Regions from separate parts of the Homo sapiens genome. Here regions 1 and 2 are each linked to region 3. Evidence: chromatin contacts called from ENCODE Hi-C or POLR2A ChIA-PET data. All regions are on one chromosome and are shown on one strand. Each heading gives the region's core, a stretch centred on a gene start or an enhancer-like site at or near the end of the contact. The rest is flanking DNA. Distances are from core to core; before and after follow the strand shown.

Region 1 (3,359 bases), core at 93-2,592, 500 kb after region 3:
TTAACCTGATAATAAGGCCAGAATCTCATTCCATATGTTAAACTACCCCAATTAGCTAGTGATCAGTGTCTAACTATCAGGCATTATTGCTGAAGTGCAAGCAGGGGCTCCAGGAGGCTAGAGGTCAGCGACAGGTCTCTGGGCTCTCCCAACAGAGGACCAGCCAGGGAATTTGTTCTAGTTAAAACTAGAGGGTTTCCGTCTGTTTGCTTTTTTTCTGACTTTAGTCACTCTTGGTTTGTTATCATTTGTATTATTTATTTTACGGTTAAACTATAAGCCTAAGTTGCATCACTGGCGCCCCGAGAAACCTCCTCCCACAGGCCCGCTGGGGCTTTGTCCTTGGGCATCCGTGGCCTCTCCAAAGCCAAAAGACGTCGGGGCCAGCTCAGGTCGCCTGAGTAAACACAAACCTGGGAAGCCGAGGGCCCCCTAAGTCAGTAGTGAGGGAGCTCCTCCTGGAAACCCACAGCGACCCTGAAGGGCTCAACCTCGAGCAGGACCTTTCCTCCATATTCCAACGCAGTCAGAGGAGCCCTGGGTTCCCCCCGCGTAGCCTCACCGCCCCACGCCGGCCCACTCTGTCCCCTCATCCTCCCTTGCTGTCCTACTCTGTCCCTCGCCATCCCTCACAGTCCCACACTGTCCCTCACCGCCCCTCACAGTACCTCACCGTCCACTGTCCCACACTGTCCCTTGACATCCTTCATTGTCCCTCACCGCCCCTCACAGTGCCTCACTGTCCACTGTCCCATACTGTCCCACACTGTCCCTTGCCATCCTTCACTGTCCGAGTCCCTCACAGTCCCAAAGTCCCTCACTGTCCCACAGTCCCTCACCGTCCCACACTGTCCCTCACTGTCCTACACAGTCCCTCACTGTCCCTCATCGTCCCGCACTGTCCCTCACCGTCCCACACCGTCTCTCATCGTCCCGCACTGTCCCACACAGTCGCTCACCGGTCCACACGGTCCCTCATCATCCCACACTATCCTTCACTGCCCCACACAGTCCCTAAGTGTCCCTCACTGTCCCTCCCACGCCGCAAGCCCAGTCGAGAGCGGCTCCCCTCTCCCCCTCCAGGGCTTCTTCGGCCCACACGGCCAGCGGCGGCCCGCGGAGAGGAAAAAACACACAATCTTGCCCGGAGCCTGAATTTATGGGAAATCCCGCGCGAAGCGCGATGTGCCCTCAGTTCGGGCAGGAACAGCGGCCGAGGCCCGGGTCGCCGCGGGCTTCTGAGGAAAGCTCGGCGTTGAGAGGCTCCCAGGGCTGCCGCACGGCTCAGGCAGAGGAGCGGAGCTGCGGCCGCGGTCAGCCCGGAGACGCCTCTCCGGGAGACAAAGCCGGCTCCCTGCAGCGCCGCGATACGCCACGGTGGGCCCGGCGCAACGCCTCGGCCACGGCATCGCCCCTTTAAGCGGCGCGCGCCCTGATTGGCTGCGGGAGGAGGCGGGGCGGGACGCGGCGACCTCACGGCCCGGCGGCCTATGCTATATATAGAGGCGGCGGCGGCAGCCGCGGCGACGGCGGTCCGGTGCGAGGCAGAGTGCTAGCGGGAGCGCGAGCCAGCAAGAGGCGCCTGCGCGATGTCCGGGCCCCTGAGCCCGCGGCGCTGAGCCAGCCGGGACGGACATGCGCGGGAGGGCGCCGCGGGGCAGCCGCCGCTCCTCCGGGGTAAGGGGCCTGGCGCGCTGAGGGGGTGGGGAGGGCCACGCAGCGCTCCGTTCCCTCAGGGGGCCCCGCGCCGGGCGCCGGGATCCAGGCGGCTCCCCGACGCGAGGGCGGGGGCGTGGAGGGCGCGGGGAGGGTCGCCGCGACGCGGAGTCTCTGGGATGGAGGGAGAGGCCGGCCGGTCGCTCGCGGGCTTCTCCCCATTGAGGTGTGGAGAGCGGGACCCTCCCCGGCGGCGCAGCCCGGGCCTGGGGACGCCGCGAAGTGCCGGCGCCCGCCGCCTTCTCCACGCCGGCTGTGGTCGTCGCGCGGCCCCTCGGCTGGCCGGGGCCATGCACCCGAGCGCCCGGGATACGTCCCCGCAGCACCGGGACCGCAGGAGCGGACGGGGGTTCGGGAGCGGCGAGCATGAAGGTCCTCGTCCCGCAGCCTGCGCTCGCGGGGTTGCCCGGCGGGGATGAGCGTCTTCGGGCCTGGGGGCTTGTTTGATTTTTTTTTTATTTGTAAAAAGGGGGTTGCGTTGTCTTGTTCACACCGTGTACCCGTAAATCCTGTCTTGAAAGCTGGGGTGGGAGGCTCGGCGATTGCTTGCGGTGGTTGGTACCGGTTCTCTGGCGGTCAGCCCCGCTCCCTCTGCCTAATCTCACAGCGACGATGGTAATGCCGAAATCAGTATTTAAAAATTCGTCTAAGCTGTTCTGAACTCTTCCTTCTCTCCTAGAAACGTGATTCTTTGCTCTGAGTGTCTTAAGTACGGCTTTGAATGGAATCGGACTGCAAAATTATGTGTTCAAGACGTGAATGCTTATTGGGAATTTTGTGTGTGTATTTATATGTATATCATAGCCCTGTACAAATTAGATGACTCTTTAACCGTGAATGGTGCTGTATTAGTGCTTGCTAAGTCTTTATTAGGATTTCATCATTGCTTGAAAGAAACCAGTCTCTTACCTGATAAAAATATGAATAGATGGTTAGTCATAAACTTAAGTCAGAATGGAGACTGTAGCTTTAAAAGAGATGTGTCGGTGACTTGAGGTACACCTGCAACACAGGTAGGGCAAGACTGGTTTCTAGGCAACTGTCAGGGGTGAAGAAAGGTGAGGTTAAAATGCCCTTTTTTTCCCTTCCAGAACAAATGTTCAACCTTTTATAAATGTGTAAGAATGCAGTGGGTACACACATTTGTTGAGACTGAACATCCCAAGTTCACCGTACCTATTTTTTTAACTGCATTTCTTTTCTTATATTTCTGTAATTACAATATACAGTTTTAAGTGAAATTTTATTTGAACAGAGACCAAAGACAGGCTAGGTATCAGCAAATGATCAAATTTTGCAAAGACCAAAATAAAAGAAGCTGGTTTCTTGCTAACATGCTGGCTATAATTGGTTACCAATATGTTATCAAGCAAGTTCTTTTCCAGATATTAGCAAGTTTGAAGAAAAATAACAAAGGATTTAGCATGGACTTCAGAAACTATTTGTCATTCCCTTTGCTTCAAGCAGAAGTTTATTTTCACCTGTGTGTTCCAGGGGACACTCGATAATAAGTGATAGAGGTCTTAGACTAACGATTTATAACCTGACAGATATATTAGATTGTAAACTCCTTAAGGGTAGGCACTCTGCCTTGTATAGCTTCTATCTTATGCAGCCTTGCACATAGTTGATGTTGATAAATA
Region 2 (3,640 bases), core at 418-2,917, 370 kb after region 3:
CCACCCACCTCAGCCTCCCAAAGTTCTGGGATTACAGGCATGAGCCACTGTGCCTGGCCAAGAATATGTGTCAACCAGTCACCACCTTGCCAATAAATTGGGGATTCCTAACCCAGTCATCCAACCAGAGGCTGCTCGGTTAATCTGAGAACAGCACAGGACTGGTAGAAAGGCATCCTGGAGCTGGGAAAACAGAGGGAAGCTCCCTCCACTAGAGAGAAACCTCTCCTCCAGAGAAGATTCCTCCATTATTCAACCCCCAGGGTTCAAAACAAAGTAAGTCTGCATTCACTGTGGTGGTTGGAAGGCCTGGGCATAAAGGATTGGGGCTGGGGGAAACTGAGGCTGTAAGGCGAACCAAGAGAAAGGCAAGGAGAAGCGGCCACTCCGAAGGCAGCAGGGACGCAAGTAGGAGTGACCAAGAAAATTAGCCAGGTGCTGTGGCGCACACCTGTGGTCCCAGCTACTGGGGAGGCTAAGGTGAGAGAATGGCCTGCGCCCAGGAGGTTGAGGCTGCAGTGTGCTGTGATTGTACCACAGCACTCCAGCCTGGGCAACAGGGTGAGACCCTGTCTCAAAAACAAAAACAAAAAAGGAGATGACCTAAAAGAGGAGCACTCCGTGGCTCCTCAGCCCTTGGAGAAGGAAGCTGCTTTGCTCTGCCGTGCTCCACCGGCCTCCTGCGTCCCCCTCCTCCCCTTCCTCCACCTCCAAACCACATTCCAAGAGAGGCGGGGACTGAAACCAATTGTTCCAGCCTGGGATTAGGCAAACGTGGGCCCTGTACCTTCAGCTCCGGTTCTTCAAGGACTTTCAGGAACCACAAAGCAGACATAGAGTGGAACACAAAAGAAGCGACTCATGAGTTAATTATGTGTAAATCCCATTGCAAAATCCATATTGTCTTAAACACTTTTTAAACTTCCCAAACATAGCAAATTCCACTGGGAAAAGCCAGGGTGGGCTCTTTAAAGATGGAGTGAGGGCCCTTGGATTCTTCCCAGAGCTGCCTAAGATGCAGATTTCTCCAAGGAAATTTTTTCCTAGGATTAGGATCAGAAAAACGGAGTGGTTTCCCCTTTTCTAATACGTATTGTATTATGTAATTAACTGCTTTTCCACTTTTTACTCTGTTCTCCTTTTTTAAACTTATTATTATTTCAAAAACATTTCTAGTTTTCAATAAATATATATGCATCTTTTCAAATTTCTGACTGTATATATAGCCTACAGCTTTCCTTTAAAAAAAATCTTCTTCCAAGATATAGTACAAAGAAATGGCTTCCTTCTTCATCTAAGAAAAGATTTTCGAAATCTAGATCTCAAAGAGCAAAAAGATCATCACATTCATTTTTATTTTTAGATAAAAATGCAATATATATTTTCACTTCTGACAACAGAATTATCTAGGATTTCACATGAACTTAGGTTTCATAAGATGTCACTTGTGTTTATCCGCTGCGCTTTGCCCGGGGCTGTCTGCCTTAAGATAGAGTGAGCTGCTCCAATAATAACTCCCTGAACACCTGAACACTGAGTCCATGGTGTAGACAGTCCTGTGAGCGCTACCTTAGCTGCCGCGGAGGCGCCGGCAAAAGCAGCTGCTCATCCGTCATTCCTGACAGCTCAGACCACGAGCTGCCTGGAGAGGCTCATGAACAAGTTCTTTGTCTTCAGGGGATGAAGAAAGTCCAGGCGTTTGTTTACTCTAGAGCTACCGGTCAGAAAGGGGTTTCAGCCTCGGAGTCTGCAACCTTTGTATAAAAGAACACAAAGTCAGTGATGGAAAATTAAGCTCTTTAGAAGGCTGATTTGGCTGGGCGCGGTGGCTTACACCTGTAAATCTGGCACTTTGGGAGACTGAGGCAGGAGGATCACTTGGGCCCAGGAGTTTGAGACCAGCCTGAGCAACATGGCAAAGCCCTGTCTCCACAAAAAATAAAAAATAAAAAATAAAAAAATAGCGGGGCAATGGTGTTGGGCACCTATAGTCCCAGCTACTCGGGAGGCTGAGGCAGGAGAATTGCTTGAGTCCAGGAGGTTGATGCTGCAGTAGTGAGCCATGATCGCACCACTGCACTCCAGCCCAGGGAATTGTGTGAGACTCTGTCTAAAAAAAAAAGGAAAGAAAAAGAAAAAAGAAGGCTGATTAATTAGCCTTAAACTCAGCTAAACTAGCGTCATCTTTACCACCCCTTAGCTGCAAAAAATGTTTCAAACCAAATGGCCCCCAGTGAGTGCACTCCTCAACCAGGCAAATAAAGGCACCCACCCACCCATCAGCCCAGGCCACAGAGCGCAAAGGCCGGGGACTTAGCAGCAGGAATCTGCTGGCACAACTGTCGCCATGGGCCTCTATCCGCTCTGGACACCCAGCACCTAGGCCAAGGCCAAGTGTTACAAGATTTGCCTTTTCCACTGAAGTGCAGAACGCTTTCCTGGTGGTTGTTTTGGGTGGCGGGGGGAGGGTGTTGAGAGGGTCAGGGGATCAGAATTTCCTGGTCCTTTTAACTATAAAAGATCTATAATGTTGTACATGTCTCTCTGCTTCTAGTTCAGCTAGCGTCATGCGAAATGGGGCTTTCTGCGTGACTGCACAAAAACCAGCAAGTCCAAACAGGAGGTGTCTTCCCAAGAGGTAGGCAGGTTGTGTGAGCAGGAGGGCCACCGTGAGAGGTGAATCCAGCTGGGCTTCTGGGTCAGGTGGGGGGACTTGGATAACTTTTCTGTCTAGCTAAAGGATTGTAAACACACCAATCAGAGCTCTGCGTCTGGCTAAAGGTTTGTAAACACACCAATCAGCACTCTGTAAAAACGCACCAGTCAGCGCTCTGTGTCTAGCTAAAGGTTTGTAAATGCACCAATCAGCACTCAGTAAAAACGGACCAATCAGCACTCTGTAAAATGGACCAATCAGTGCTCTGAAAAGTGGACCAATCAGCAGGATGTGGGTGGGACCAAATAAGGGAATAAAAGCTGGCCACCTGAGCCAGCAGCGGTAATCTCCGCCAGTCGTCTTCTAACTGTGGAAGTTTTGTTCTTTTGTTCTTAGCAATAAATTTTACTGCTGCTCAGTCTTTGGGTTTGTGCTACCTTTGTGAGATTAACAGTCACCATGAAGGTCTGCAGCTTCAGTCCTGAAGCCAGCAAGACCACGAATCCACCAGGAGGAACAGAGAACTCCACACACACCACCTTTAAGAGTTGTAACACTCACTGCAAAGGTCTGTGGCTTCACTCATGAAGTCAGTGAGACCACAAACCTACCAGAAGGAAGAAACTCTGAACACATCTCAACATCTGAAGGAACAAACTTCAGACACACCATCTTTAGAACTGTACCACTCACTGTGAGGGTCCGCGGCTTCATTTTTGAAGTCAGCGAGACCAAGAACCAACCAGAAGGAACCAATTCTGGGCACAACTGGGCTCCCGGTTTGTGGACAGCCATGTCATCTCCTCCTTTGGGGTAGTGTCCCCAACATGATGATCCATGCCCCTGATTTGGCCTGACGCAGGGCAGTAATTGTGCACTAGTAGCGGGGTCAGGTATATCAATTAACCGACATCAATGCGAGTCCTAGAGCCAGCTCTGGTGTTTACTAGCCATGTACCCATGAGCAAACCATTGACGTTTGTC
Region 3 (3,652 bases), core at 234-2,733:
TTTTGAATCAGGACCTCAAATGAGATTTTTGGATGTTCATGTGTTTGTGGCACGATGTTGAATCTTGAACCTTCCTGTCTTTCTAATTGTTAGAATTAGATTCTTCAAGCTAGACTTGATTGGGCTAGTATTACTTTAGGAAATGTTTTAATTTATTATTTGGGGAATGTTTTATTTATTATTTTTAGTTTCTTATCTAAGGAAGATTAAGCTGTTTGCAGAAAATACAGTTTTCTTTAGCTACCCTGCTCACAATACCATCTACACTGTGTCTGTACCTGTGTGACAAGGCCAAGCACTCCATAACTTTACCCGGATTGTTTGGTCTTTTTCAAAATGTTTAGAGTTTCAAAAAGAAATTTGTGAAGTTGCTTCTCTTAAGTAGCTACTACTATGTTTTTAAATGTGTTGCAGTATTTCTATTAGTTGATCTTGTGTGTAGTCATTCATATCTGTCTTTTGATTCTATTTCTTGGTGATCTTGCTTTTTAAAATCACCATTTACCTTAAAAAAAAAAAAAAAAAGACAAAACTTGCTGTTGTGCTGACAGAGCAGAGAGCATTTAACTGACGCTCCTCCGTGGCTTGGCTTGCTGAGTTCCTGACAGAGCAGGGCATTTAACTGAAGCCTCTCCATGGCTGGGCTTGCTCAGTTCCCTGCTGTTGGCTGTCTTGGATCCCCTTTCTAAGGCCCCACTTCCCTGCACACTAGCTTGGTGTGCAGGGAGAAGCTGCAGAGTCTGTTGGCTGGGCTTTATTTACGGAAACAGCAGGGTTGAGATTGATTGCGTCGTGGAGAGACAGTGTGTGGATGAGGGAGGGTCACAGCACATGCTCAGTCCTGTCAGAGTGAGGGGAAGTTTCTGCGTTCTGCGTGAAGGCTTAGGTCATAGCACAAGCTCAGTGAAAGCTCTATGAGGTCTCTGAGACTGCATGTGCCTCCATTTTGAGTTGTTAGTGTAGAAAAGGGCAGAGTTTTAGCAGAAAGTAAAGGTTCAGGAATCCAGCTAGACTCACCAGAGCCCGTGTTAGTCATGGATGATCCATTCAGCCCCTGCAGGTAGGCTATCTTCCCCTGGCCTCACCGAAACAGTGATGGGTTTTGCTGCTCTTTCTCACTTCTGAAGGTGTTTATGAATCATTTCATCATTCATAGTGCATGTTCCTGAGAGCCTTTAATTCAGCCCTAGCTGGCCATGTAGGTGGTATTGTGAAGCGTAAAATCAGAACTAAGAATGGGGACTACCGGAGAGGCATTCAGCAGATATAGAATGTGAAGCTTTGCGGGTCCCTCTGTCCCTGTCCTCTTCCCCTTACCTCTTCGGCTCGTAGTATAATCTTAACCTCAGTCGTGCTGGGTGTGTGTTGCCAAGCTTGTTTGCCTTCAAGACCTGCAGAGCAAGCCTGCAGGCCGCCCCCTTGCCTTGTGGCTAGTATGGAATGCCTGGGCCGCAGAGCAGCTCTGTTTGGATGTTTTAGGAAGGATGGTAGGTGGGCTTCTATTGGTTGCTTTGAAGGTGGGTGGAACCTTGTTTTGATTGAGAGCCTGTTTGCCAGAGCAAATTATAATTTTTGTGATCTTTTTCTGAAGTCTGACATATTCAGGGAACAGTTGTGAATTATGATTGCAACAATAACACCTTAAAATTGATTTTTTTAAAAATGAAAGGTTATGTCACATCAGTTTTTACTTAGTCTCTTGCCTTCAAAAGGAAGCAGACTCATCTTCCTTTTAGAGCTTATGGAAAATTCTTTGGCAATTAAAAAAAGTATGCATTGACTTTTGTGTTAGAAATTGAAGTTTAGGTATTTTGTTTATTTTTGTATCTGTTTTAGAATCGGATAGCATTTTTTGCATATGTGTATGTTGTCATGTGACTTGGAATTCTATTCTCTTAAATGGAGTAAAAAGAGTAGTTGGTGCTGAGAAGGCAGTCATTGACAAGGCCTCATTTCGTACCCACTGCTTGATAGCCAGACACTAGTTTCTTCTACCCAGGGGAAGTTGTGCTTTTGGGGTGTCCTGTTGCAGAGCAGGTTCAGACAGATGGCTTTCACTGTGGTTTATTTAGGGAGCCAGTCAGAATAAGATTTAGGACAAATTGAATTCTTACCCAAGTAGATATTAAATGAAGTTTTTGAATTATACTGTTTGCTCCTTTTTGTTTCCACTCCTTTTTCTTCTGATAAAGGTTAGAAAAAATTTGAATGCCACCTAAATTTTGTGCATTTGTGAGGATGGAAGAAAGCATACAATATAGAAGAATGTGCAACTGAAAAACCCTCATAGGAAGGAGAAGAAATTTACTATGCATTGATACAAGGAGAAATTCCTTGTGTAAGCTCTTAGTGGTGTAGTGTGAATTTGGAGTGTTGCATGGTCAACTCTTTCCAGGGAGGCCCTTGATTTTAGTGGAAAGTTTTTAGGAAGGCTAATGTTGGTGAATTCTAGTCACTGAAAATATTACTGAAGTATAATCTGTATTCTTACAGATTCAATTTTGGGATTGCAACTAAGGAGATGAATTGTAGAAGGATAATTTAGGGTGTGCGTTTATTATTTTTGTGATCAATTTTTTTACCCATGTGAGGGCTTTCTTCCCATTGTGACCATATTTATTTGGGCATTGCACTGGGGAGTTTTGGGGAGGTACCCCATACCATATAATGTTGCTTCTGGAACTCGCCTTATTTTACTCTGTTTAAAAGCACCATTGCTCTTCCTTCCTGCTTCTTTTAATAAAAGTATCCCTTCAATAGACGAGAGGAACTGGACACTGCACCACTTTCTGTCATGCACTTGTGGGATCTGGGCAGGACTCACATTTCATGCTCAAGGAACAAACTCATTGTTTGAGTCAGGAGAATATTGCCTTTCTGTTCTAGATCTTTACCTCTTCTGAAACTTTCTTTACAGTTAACAAATAAAAATGTGAACAGGAAGCTGTGCTCACAGCCGAATCAGCTCTGGATCAGGTTCCTGCCACTGGTGTGGCTGGCCTGTGTGGGCCTAGTACAAATCTGTATTTATGGAGCTTGGATGCCGCCATCTATTTGATGGTGAAGACTTGTGGTTGCTGACTGTGATCTGTGGATATTCTGTTGTTAAGAGTCGAATTTGTCTATGTTTCAAATCCAATAAAGTAACTCTAATGAGTGTGGTATGTATTTCTTCTATATTATCCTGTCTGGGAAAAATATTTTTTGGAATGCTAAAGGCTTGCTTCAGGGCTTCTGTGCTTGTCTGGTGGAGGAGGTGAGGGAACAGCACATGGGAAGTTACTCTGGTGGTTGATGAAGTCTTTGGTCTGTGTAGCTTGAACATGGAAAAGATGCTAGTTTGTTTCATTTTGGCTTATGGTTCTGCTTCTGTTGCACTTGAGAATATCAGGAAATGTTGGGAATGTAGCAAGTAGATGTTTCAAAAAATAGAGAAGTTCACAAAGTTAATATCTTATTAGTTGTTCTTATCATTGTAATAGAATCTCGAATTCGAATCTGAGGGAGCCTCACATTTAAAGCGTTCCTCTGTCAACATAAGTTTTGCAGTCTGTCTTTGGTTGAAAGCTAGAATGAACTTGATTGTGTTTAATTGACATGTCACTTTTTTTTCTTTTTCTTTTTGAGATAGGTTCTCACGCTGTCACCCAGG

What was found. Hi-C counts contacts between places; a loop is a spot of excess contacts on that map. ChIA-PET counts read pairs that join two places held with the same protein, here RNA polymerase II (POLR2A). Pooled maps may share reads with other maps.
Region 1: a map of naive thymus-derived CD4-positive, alpha-beta T cell shows a loop between it and region 3 (4-fold over the local background). The contact joins the promoter of ERRFI1-DT here to the enhancer-like site in region 3. A Hi-C loop is called at or near these places in 1 of 168 maps with a recorded cell type or tissue (naive thymus-derived CD4-positive, alpha-beta T cell) and 10 of 50 pooled maps. POLR2A ChIA-PET finds 5 or more read pairs at or near these places in 1 of 52 experiments (PC-9).
Region 2: a loop to region 3 is called in a pooled map, with 4 times the contacts of the local background. The contact joins two enhancer-like sites. A Hi-C loop is called at or near these places in 4 of 50 pooled maps. POLR2A ChIA-PET finds 5 or more read pairs at or near these places in 2 of 52 experiments (CD4-positive, alpha-beta T cell and RWPE1).

The regions. Positions count from the first base shown.
Region 1 is chr1:8,024,476-8,027,834 of GRCh38, reverse strand. ERRFI1-DT (ERRFI1 divergent transcript) reads right to left here and starts at 1,342. Exons shown (of 3, transcript NR_185980.1): 1 at 414-1,342. ERRFI1 (ERBB receptor feedback inhibitor 1) reads left to right here and starts at 1,526. Exons shown (of 4, transcript NM_018948.4): 1 at 1,526-1,677. RefSeq lists silencers at 1,441-1,490, 1,611-1,710.
Region 2 is chr1:8,152,843-8,156,482 of GRCh38, reverse strand. No RefSeq gene overlaps it. Among named protein-coding and RNA genes, the nearest start is that of LINC01714, 54 kb to the left of the region's middle. Within about 2 kb of position 1,667, at least 12 of the 41 ENCODE cell types and tissues checked have a DNase peak (open chromatin) inside an H3K27ac peak, as active enhancers do; they include CD4-positive, alpha-beta T cell, where a contact is called at or near this core.
Region 3 is chr1:8,523,167-8,526,818 of GRCh38, reverse strand. The region is part of intron 7 of RERE (arginine-glutamic acid dipeptide repeats); the gene reads left to right. Among named protein-coding and RNA genes, the nearest start is that of SNORD128, 30 kb to the right of the region's middle. RefSeq lists an enhancer at 1,409-1,458 and a silencer at 1,275-1,569. Within about 2 kb of position 1,483, at least 38 of the 41 ENCODE cell types and tissues checked have a DNase peak (open chromatin) inside an H3K27ac peak, as active enhancers do; they include CD4-positive, alpha-beta T cell and PC-9, where a contact is called at or near this core.